Linked DNA regions of Homo sapiens: region 2 is linked to region 1. A link is an interaction called in ENCODE POLR2A ChIA-PET data of the cell type or tissue named here. Cell type or tissue: GM12878. All regions are shown on one strand. Links, peaks and the distances in the headings refer to the core of each region. The heading gives the core; the rest is flanking DNA.

The links. ChIA-PET counts read pairs that join two places held together with the same protein. Peaks named below come from ENCODE experiments on the same cell type or tissue, not always from the same donor. Only the 100,000 strongest peaks of a DNase experiment are listed, where the experiment ranks them.
Region 2: POLR2A ChIA-PET joins it to region 1 with 16 read pairs; 9 of 35 experiments call an interaction of 5 or more read pairs at or near these places.

Annotation. Positions count from the first base shown.
Region 1 is chr17:32,489,022-32,494,394 of GRCh38, reverse strand. CDK5R1 (cyclin dependent kinase 5 regulatory subunit 1) reads right to left here. Exons shown (of 2, transcript NM_003885.3): 2 at 3,142-5,373. MYO1D (myosin ID) reads left to right here. Exons shown (of 22, transcript NM_015194.3): 22 at 1-1,873. Among named protein-coding and RNA genes, the nearest start is that of CDK5R1, 4.7 kb to the right of the region's middle. RefSeq lists silencers at 1,219-1,268, 3,992-4,113 and an enhancer at 2,844-2,963. In GM12878, for the core only: a CTCF peak has its summit at 4,086 (motif pointing right); a DNase peak (open chromatin) is centred at 2,227; H3K4me3 peaks cover 3,082 bases; H3K27ac peaks cover 3,536 bases.
Region 2 is chr17:32,566,384-32,571,756 of GRCh38, reverse strand. All of the region lies in intron 21 of MYO1D (myosin ID), which reads left to right. Among named protein-coding and RNA genes, the nearest start is that of CDK5R1, 82 kb to the right of the region's middle. RefSeq lists enhancers at 1,373-1,602, 2,123-2,202. In GM12878, for the core only: no CTCF peak of the experiment used is centred there; DNase peaks (open chromatin) are centred at 1,756 and 2,316; H3K27ac peaks cover 2,832 bases.

The DNA.
Region 1 (5,373 bases), core at 230-5,229:
GAGGGAAGGGGTGGGGATGCAGGACCCCACTCTGCGGGAGCCCCATAGCCACCTCTCTTGCCCAAGGTGAGCCAGCCCTGGGGACCCAGCTCAGGGAGGCTCTGCTCAGAGTTCGGCGGACCCACCCCAACCCAACTCCCAGCCGCCAGCCAAAGCCACTGGGTGAGCAGAGTCACCCACAGGGCCAGCCCCTCAGCCAGGAGCCAGTGGCAGGAGCGGAACAGCCCATCCAGCAGAGTGAGTCCATCCTTCCCAGGTTCTCCCCTGGGAGACTCCCTTTGCCACCAAGGCCCCCACCAGGGCCTCTGACCACCGCTCTGGAGAGGACAGTGTGGCATGCTCCAAGGATCATCTTACTTAACTCGCAGCCTGTGGCTGTGGTCCTCTTATAGATACTTTCACCGTTTGCAGGGTTGCTAATCAGATACCTGCTGTCACCACACTTGGGTCAGGAACCCTAATGAGAACGGGGAGCTGCCAGGGTGAGGGCAGCCCTCAGGGTCGGCCGCTTTCCCTCTGGACCACCTCCCGCTGCGTTTCCTACTCAGAGAAACAGCAAGGGCGGGGTCAAGACACGGGATGACGGGAAGCAGGAAGCGGGGCAGCAGCACAGCGTGGGGTCCTGGCACTGCAGGCCAGGCCAGGATGCCCACCCCGCCCTCTACACGGCCCCTTGGGGCCTGCGCCCGTGAAACTGGTGCCAGGGAGCACTGCCAGCTTGCCAGTTTCTGCCCAGCAAAAGCACGTATGCTTCAGGGGCCTTCTGAGACCACCTTCCCCACTGAGCCCCAGCTGCTGAGAAGGCCTTGAGGGAAGTAGAGGCTGGGAGCAAATGCCCCATGCGGTGAGAGGATGAGGGGAGCCTACGCCTCAGGCATGTGGTGAGAGGATGAGGGGGAGGGAGCCAACGCCTCAGGTGGAGTGGGCAGAGGTGCAAGAGAGGGATGTACTGAAGCTTCTTCCCGTCCTGCCACAGACACTTCTCCTGCCTTCCCACCCTGACCCGGCAGAACCCACCAAGTGCCTGTGTGCAGCCTCCTGTGCCTCACCCAGGGCCTGACCCCAGAGTGGTCCCAACAACCCGGTCTCATGCCCACTCCCCATCCCTGCTTCCCAAAAATTGCACTGTGTGCAGTTTGCAACAAAGAATCCCGCTGGCATCCTGTCCTTGGGAACCCTTTCTCATTCTCCAAGCCTGGTCAGCTGCCTGCACAGGCAGAGGTGCCCTCAGCCCAGATTAGCAACACTCATAGTTTTGCCAATTACCAGTAGACACTAGTGGAACCATCTAACTGGAACTTCCTCTCTCCTTCCACTTATTTCCTCAAACTTGTTGCTTTACACTAGACACATGCAAATGTATGTTTTAAACACACCAAAACAGATCATGCCAAATGAGTTGCCTGTCAAAGGCTGGAGGGCAGGAGGAGGGCCTGGGTTTGGGTTCTTTCCTCCCAGCCTTTGGATGGTGCCTTGGGCCCCTTAGCCCCAGCGCCAGGGCCTCCCAGCTGAGGCCACAGGACAAGCACTTTTTTATGATGTACTAAAAGCCACAGTATGTGGCAACTGCAAAAGGATCAGGAATTTAGGGTATGATCTCGGTCACGTGTCCCGGGCGCTGAGGGGAAAGGAAGCGGGCATGATTGTAGACAATGAGGGGGTTCTCTTGATGTAATGAAATGCAATTTTATGGTTTGGTGCAAAAACTCCTATTTTCCAGTAAATTAACTTTATTTCTAAAGCATATTTTGATTTGCCATCAAGAGCAATAAAGCATTAAATCTTATTTTTAAAGGTGTTCTGCTTATCTGTCACTGAAAACTTGGTGAAATTTTTGCTTAAATAAAGTCAACCATTATCTGGGAGGATAGAAGGGAGAATTAAGCACAAATCATGTAAAATGGAGGATGATTTGCCTGAGGCTTTTGAACAAAAAGTGAGCAAGAAGCAAGCTGTGGACCGGAGGTGTGAGGAGGGAAGGAGGCCGTGGGGTTGAGTCCCAGCACTTTCTCCTGCCATCTTGAGGCCTGTGCGCTGGCAGCTGGAAGCACACTGCTTAGTGCCAGGGAATATGTTTACTGCAATAGAAGCACGTATGTAGAAAGGAAAGGCTCAGAGACCTACAGCAGCAGACTGGGGACAGGCCAGGCCAGCGGAGTGAAAGGTGCTGGGAGGAAGTGTGGGGGCGGCAGGGAGAGTGAGAGGAAGCAGCAGCTCCTCCTGGGGAAGGGAGCAAGGCCCTGAGGGAGCAACAGGGCATGGCCAGCACCCAAGGGTCCTGCAGCCAGGGTGCTTCCGGTCACTGGTCATTGGCAGAAAAGAACACGCAGCGGTGGCTTCTGTAACTCAGACGAAGGCAGTTGCTTTGTGGAAAGCAAGTGGCCTTGATCACAAGGCTGACAGCTCCCAAGCTACAACTTGAGGACAAGAAAGACTTTCCTAGTACTCAGGAGCAGCTTCAGACCGCAGGGTGCAGGGCCTGGGGAGGGCCACATCCAGCATCCCCATAACCCTCTTCCTGAGGCTGACGCTGGTGGCACGTGCAGGCCTCAGGCTGGCAGTCAGGACAGGTACAGATAGAGCTGGTAGGAACCCCACCCTTGCCGCAATTATGGGCTGGAGTGGCTGCTTCCCTGGGAGCCACAGGGCTGGATTTCTCCCTCCTGGAAACCCGCATGGAGCTAAACCTGCAGGGTTGGCCCATGTGGACGCCAGCCCACCCCTGCTGGCCTGGGAGACCCCGGGGGAAGGGAGCACAGAGCAGAGCCAAGCCCAAGAATACGTGGGAGCAGCAGCTTCAGAGTCACACCTCGACACAGGGAGTCTAGGGTCCAGAGCCCCTGCAGGACCCACCCGGCCAGACCTCACCAGGCCATGCTTGGGCCTGACCCTCCTTGGCCGGAGGTTCCAGTCACCCAGCTCTGCCACGGGAGCCTTTGGGAAACAGCTGCCCTCACCTCGGCCGACGCTAAACCAAAGCTGACTTAACCTGTGCTTCCTTCTTAATCACCTTAGTGTGTTAAGCCCTCGCCCCCAACTCTGTCCTCCCCTCCCCAATAACACAAATCCAATTATGTTCTGAGTGCATGAATCATTTAGTAAAGGGGGCCCCAGCCTGCCCACAAAAAGAGGTCTCTGTAATGGATGGTCAGTGCATTTTATTGAATCAGCACAGTACAAAAATAAATAAAAATAAGGGAAGGGGAATTAAATTACAGCCAAACTGAGCTTCATGACTTTGTCAGATTATAAACCACACATACTCACAAACACACTACACATACATACAAAATGAGACAAATATAAATTAATATTAACAATACCCACAGTTTGGTCAAAGAATAGCTACAGAAGAAATTGCACTAAAAAACCAACATACATCACACGTGTGTAATTAGCAGTTTCAAATATACAGCTATGAATAATTCTGAGTGAAAAAAATGGCACATTTTCTTTTCATTGCAAGTTTAACTGTTGGAACAAAACTAAGTTCTAATAACTGCATGGAAAGAATATATCAACCCTCCAGGTTTACAAGAAAAAGAGAAAAACCAAATCCTGAACTATTATTCCTGTGGCTTGTTCTGTGCATGGGTGTAATTTTCACAGCCATCTGTTCTAAGATTATTTTTCTTAAGACACAAAATGCTCCTGGTTTGCATGCACAATATCACCGTAAAAGCAACAATTAAAGAATAAAGGTTTTTTTGTAGGTTTTTTTTTATTGTTGATCTAAAAGTAGTCTTCATAGCAGCATGGCAAATGGGTTCTTTGCTTGCACACTCAAGTATATCAGTTGTTCCTTTACACAATACTGATGACCAGTGCAAGGGGAGAGAACACGACAGGCTTCACACTGAGGGAACTAGAGAGTTCTTCCCTTAGTCCCCACCACTTCCGAAATGTCCACCTCCTCCGAAGAATAAAAAAATAAATACGGAGAAAGAGAAGGAAACAGACACGCAACTGGAATCCTGTGGATGCAACGTAACTGCACAGTTCGCAGCCAGGTTCCGCCAGCTGAGGGTGATACACACATGCGCCCTCCTCCTGAGACTTGGCACTGACCCTCCCTCTTCCATGCCACCAGGGGCCTCCCACCTCTGGTCGCACGCGGCAGCAGGATCTGAAGACAGGCTGTGTGGAAACCCAGCAGAGAGGAGGTGCTGTGTGAAGTCTGTGCCAGCAGCCGCAGGCTCCTTCCACCGCTGCACCGATTATCTGACAGTCCCAGGAACGGCTCTGCTGGGCCTCAGGTGCAGCAAGGCAGATGTTCTCCGGCCGGGCAGGCTCTCTTCCCCACCTCTGGGAATGCCTCCAGCCACCAGGTTCTGCCTCAGGACTCTTAAATTGGGACTTCAATTTCACAGCTTTCTTTTTGTGTAAATTTCAGTAGTGCATGTGCTGAAATCGGTAGCCACCTCGAACTTAATCCTATGTAAAGTGACCCTCTGCCTCCCCACCCCAGGTCCCCATTCCAGCACTCCCCAGTGGACTGGGCCTGGAAGACAGAATCCTCTGTAGTGTCTTCACATTGGTCTTTGTTCTCCACAGCCGAGTGATGGGCCATGGAGGAAGGCTTGCTCCCTCTCCCAAGTCCCAAGCCACCAATGCGGGAGAATTAGAAAGAAAATCAATAAAGTACACATTTGTGTTTTTACAGCCAGTAGGGTAAGGTGGAAACCAAAACCAGCAGCTGCAAATGATCAGTTGTAGAAATCAGCAGGCTTCCAGAGCAATCAGGAGTCTCACTCCCCGTCTTGTAATTGTCTCCAAGATCCGGCTGTCTCACTGGTCCTTGCTGGGCAAGGCTTCCTCTTTAGAAGAAACTCAACTGTTTAGAAACAGCTTTAAATTAACGGGTGGGGGTGGGGTCACCACATCGCCTTCCCCCCAGCTCTGCAGGACAAATGTCATGTGCACCAGCAAGAGGCCTTAGCCCTTAGGTGGGCACCGGCTTGGTCTCAAGGTATGGCATCCCTCACCTTGCCCAGAAGGCAGGCGTTGCTAATGGGCACCTGCAGCTGTCCTGGCATTTGCCACAGGGTGACTGCACTACATTATTCAAAAGAAAAACTCACCCAGGAAAGCTGTCCCCAGCTTCACCCCACCTCTTTAGCTGGGACCCAAATTGAGAGAAATTAATGAGTCAAACCAGCTCATCGGCCAATACCACCAACGTGGCTGGGAGCAGCAGACAAGGGGGTAGGGGGGCGAGTTCCATTTCTCCACTAAAGAAAAGCCCTTCTCCCTAAAAAAAGAAAACAGCAAATCAGGGCGGTGTGTGGTCAAACGACCAGACACAATCTTTCCACTAGACCCGCTCAGCTTCGCCTCGCCTAGATTGAAGATGTCCCCGGGTGGCGGGGATCT
Region 2 (5,373 bases), core at 140-5,139, 77 kb before region 1:
TGTGAAAAGGAAGTGATTTTTGATTTCCCAAAATTAATTGAACAGGGGAGAGAGAGTTTGAAAGTCTTATTTCTTCAATATACCACCAAGAAGTTTTCATTTTAAAATATGCTAGAAAGTGGCAGTGGATATGCTACCAAGTGTCCAAAGAAATGGCTACTTCCTTTCTTGACTTATAGAAGTTTCCACCCTTTTAATTTAAACCCAATTCTCGGTCCTCTGCTACCTTCTGGAGAACAAGGAATTATCAACGCGACCCCACCAGAATTTACAGTTTTTCTAGGCCATATGGCAAATTTAGTGGAATTGCAAGTTCCAGGAAAGGAGGAAAGGCTTGATACAGGGAACAGCCCAGGGGAGCAGAAGAAAGGCAGCAGCAGGAACAGATGCTTGGAAACTTCCAGTGGAGGGAGGGCCAGAGGCGGGGTTGCCAGGGTTAAAAACCAGAAGAGTGTGGTCAGTTTTTGACCATTTACCAACCAATGAGGTTTTCTTTACCCGTTCGTTTGCCTGCTTCCACGCCCCACTCCCCCACATCTCCTCTTCCCTCCTGGCTACCCTGCATCCTCTTAGCCCAGCAAGCCCCACAGATACTTCCCACTGATTCACCTACTCTAGCACCAGTGGTAGAAACACCCTTTAAGGTCTCTCTTCCAAGGGCCCTTCTGTGCATTTGTATTTACTTTTCCCTCCACCCACCCATCTTGTGACTTCTGAGTCCCCTTTTGCCCAGCACTCCCCCTCCAGCACTTTTCCTCATGGGAGCCAGCCCTTTCCATAGCCTCAAGTGGAACTAATCTGTCACTTCTTTCTCTTACCTTCTATTCCCGACAACAGACATGTGTGCTTGGTGACTTAGATTCATATCTATAGTATTAATAGACACCTTTAGGATATGCATGTTAGAAACATGAATGTTGTGTTAAGTTTCCTGTCTTAGAACCCAGAACTTGGCATTGTAGAATCCATCTGTGCAGATCAATCATATCAAACTGGGATGTCACTGAGTTTTTAGAGGTTTGTGAACTTTACAAGAGTCGCTTTGAAAGGAGCTTTGAAAGCATGAAGAATGTTTGTTAGAAGAGCCTTAAAAAGTGTAATAACCGGCCAGGCGCAGTGGCTCACGCCTGTAATCCCAGCACTTTGGGAGGCCCAGGCAGGCAGATCACAAGGTCAGGAGATCGAGACCATCCTGGCTAACACAGTGAAACCCCGTCTCTACTAAAAATACAAAAAAATGTGGCGGGTGCCTGTAGTCCCAGCTACTTGGAGGCTGAGGCAGGAGAATGGCATGAACCTGGAAGGCGGAGCTTGCAGTGAGCCAAGATCATGCCACTGCACTCCAGCCTGGGCGACACAGCGAGACTCTGTCTCAAAAAAAAAAATTTTTTTTAATGTGGTAACCTTGGCTTACCATGCATGAGGGTTGATAGGAGGAAACTATCCTGTACCCATTCTACAACCAAGGAAGTTTGATTAAATGTAAGGACAAATTTTTGACTGTCAGAGACTGATTACATGATAACTCCTTGAGGGCCCTCTGGTTCTGGGTTCCACTGTCTCTTACAGGCAATTGGTGAGGGTGAGGCATCGTGAGACTCTGAGGCTGGAAGGAACTTAGAGATTCCAGCCAATTCAGCACAGTGGTCAGACTTAAACAGAACTCATCCCTAATTGCTCAGTTACTGCTCTGTTTGTAAAGACCAGCAGAGGAATATATTCCACAGTTCCCTTGGTGATTTATTTAATGATCTTAAACATCCTGCTCAGGAAACTTGGTCCTATTTCTAACCAAAACTGCATCTGCTGTGGTTTCTTCTAGTTCTCAGAGACTGTGGGAAGCAGCTGTCCCCATCTAGTGACTTGCCCTGTGATACCTTCACACACTCATCCTCTGACCTTTTATCTCTCCTTTATTCCCGGATCTTATTTTCTGGCTCTTTAATATATTCAAGTTATACGTGCTAAAGATCAGCAACAGTTCAAAAGCTCTCGGAGCAGGATGACTACTGTGTTGCATTTACTTTCTCAGTCTGTAAAGCAACTGGAAATTCAGATTTAACTAGAGAGGAGAGTTACCAATCATTGCTCATCTCTCCAAGACTAATGCTTTGGGAGAGAAAAGGCATTATGGAGGCAGGGAATTCACACTCCTGGGCGTCTCCCATTGCTCATCCAGTGGGAGGTGACGGTTCCCAGTCTCAGTCTGGGGCACTTCCTTTCACTTCCCCTGGGTGTTCACCATTGTGAGGAACAGGTTAGATGGGGAAGAGCTGCACAAGAATTTCACACAGTGTCTTTTCTGTGGCAGATACTATTGCAGAATTGGTCATGCAGGTCTGAGAACACCACATGTAAGTTAAAGTACAAGAGGCCTGTGTGTCCTTGGGCCCAGTGCACCTGCAAACACTTCCTCGATTAGTCAGCGCTTAGCTGACTTAGTGTCTTGGCCTAGAGCAATACTATCCCCAATTAACAATGGAAGTGAAATATGCCCATTGCTGTCTTCACCCAGAGAAAATAGATTGCTCATATATTACTTCTTCCATACACTCACATGGAAATCAGCTGAAGTTTCTATGACACCAGGACAGTCAGCAGCTCTGCCATAAAACATTTTAGTCATAAACATCTATTTATAACACAGACCTCAATGTATTTATTTAAAAGGCACCAGATTATCTAGTCGTGGGATTTATTTATTATCAACTGACAGTTTCTGAACACGAAGGATGTACAAAACACTCCTCTACATATTGGGGGTGGCCACAAGGATGACTTAAACCCCCCAACCTCAAGGAGTTCCCAGTCTAGAGAGGGCAATACACATAAAAACAAATGATGACTGTGTCCAGTCAAGATGCATAGGAGCATAGAGGCTGGACCTGTAATTCCAGTGAGTAGGTGCAACTGCACTTCGAGCTGCTCTGGAGGTGTGTGCACTCACTCTTCCAGAAGAGAAGCTGGAAGGGCTGAGGTCTGGGACAGAAAGCACGGAAAGGGCAGATCCCTCTCAGAGGCTGATCTGGGTGGGGAAGAGTCAGAAAATGTGGGTTCAGTTCAGATTGCCAAGGACCTTCTATTCCATGTGAGGTGACCACAGATCCCAGTTTCCCAAGGTTTATGTCTGTTGCTCCAACATAATCATCAATAGAGCTGCGTCCTTTAACTCTCAAGAGTGTCCCAGATAGATGATAAGTCCCACAAACACCTGACTTATACAGCTGTGCAAAGGGGGTTGATAGGTTATATAAAGCAAATGAATGAATCAGATATGTGTCCTGGAAAGATAACTCCAGCAGCCATGAGAAAAACAGTTTGCAAAGGGATGAGACTAGAGACGGAATCTCTCCATACAGACAGAAGTAGAATGAAACATACTTGCCTTGAAAACTAACCATATTCTAAACATGGACTTGCCTAAATGTTGGTTATAAGATTGTCTCTGTTTCCAATGACAATTTTTTGAACTGTGTCAAGTTGCATAGATGTTCTGAATGTCTTTTAAGTTCTCAGTAATTTTCAGAAATAATGCTAGCTGCCTGACACCAGCCTTTTTTTTTTTTTTTTGTAATAACGCAGAAAGATAAAGAGGATTCTGATAAATACCTGGGGGAAAAAATCTCAAGACTCTTTTGGGAAAAAGGACTTAATGTTGCAGAGGAGCTCTGATCACCCAGGTTTGGTGCAGAAGTTTGCGTGACCTTTTTCTAGGAAGCTGCCGCTCACCATTATTGCAGCATACCTTTTGCATTGTTTTGCTAGTCTTGCAAATAGGTTTCACCAAGCCACCCACACTTCCCAGCCATCTTTCCTGAAACTACTGAATGCACCTCTGAGATGGATTGGGGTGTAGTCTCCAAGGCACAAAGCTGAGTTAATTGGACGTGGAGACTGAACCTGTAGCAGTGGCCTCGTTAGCACCACTGAACTACCCGGACACAGCCTCAATGATGCAAGGCACTTTTGGTAAGATGCTTCCTGTAGGTGTCCTTCTGTGCACATATGCTCCCTTCTTCCAGGGCTACTTGGACTTGATGACTAAGAATGATGAAAGAATGAGACCCTACAGTGGCCAAGTCATCCTGAAGGGACTGGCCATGACTGAAGCCCAAGTTCTTAGCATGTTCATGCTTGAGAAGCAACACAGCACAGGGCAGAGAAAGAGTACAAGGTTTGGAGTGAGATTGGTCTGTGTTTAAGTCCATCCCTGCTACTTACTAGACAAGAGACATCAGACGTTACTTAACCTTTGTGTACCTTATTTCCTTCCCAGGATTGTGACGACAACACCTGCTGTACCTGGTGGTTGGGTTTGTGTTAACCTAGCCAAACCCCCAGCACAGGTGTGGCACATGTAGGTGCTTAGTTGACGGTGGCTGATTTTATTAACTGTTGTCATAGTGATTATTACAGAATAGGTTCTGTTTAAATACATTCATTCGCTGAGTCAGCATCTATTTCTTGAGCACATGTCACTTGCTGAGTCGTGTTCTCTGCCCTAGGGATATAGCCATGAACAGGATAAACAAGGTTCCTGTCCTCAGGATGCTTAGACAAATGCTCTAATTCAGCTCTTCTTTTTTCATTTCCTGCTCAATTTATTGACTTCTGCCACCCCTTCATTTGTTGCCCTTTCCCAGCATCCTCTACCTTCAGCCAGAAACCCCTGTTTTCTCAGTAGCTTTGTCCTGTTAATATCCCAGAAGCCTGCAGCCGCATCATCTGCTCCTTTTTGATTTCCTCCATTCTGTGAACATGGATGGAGCACGGGCTTTGGAATCAACCGTTCTGCCCTCAGTCCCAGCTCTGCCGCTCCCCACCTTGGATGCAGAGGCTCCCATTCCTCTGTTGGAAAGATCACACAGATGTGTCTCAGAGGCTTGGTACACAGTGCCTGCCTGATTTGGTTAAAAAGAAGCTTAAAAGAGAAAGACCAAAGAGGGAAGCTTTTACAAGTTGCTTTTTAAAGCTTTGGAAGTTTGTGTTTGAGGCTTCAAACAGATAACTAATTAAGTTCTAGCACTCCCTGTGATTCGGACAACAACCGTAACTACTGTCATGTTACTACTATTAATTGATTCTATTTGGTTCCAATGACACGAGTCAAAAAATGTTTTCCCAACTGTGGTTGGACTCAGTTGACTTTCCAATCATATCACTCCCCTCCTTCAGTGGCTACTCAAGATCAGGTCTGAGGTCACTCCCACAGCCTACACGATGTGGCCCCACCTCCTCACTCTGCATTTTCCTGCACTTACCTGCAGGCTCACCTGCAGGCCACAGCAGCTTTCCTTGGCTTCCTCAAGGAAAGCCCCTCACTGCCTACCTCAGAGACAGCTCCGGTGCCGTGCCCTGTGCCAGGAATGCTGT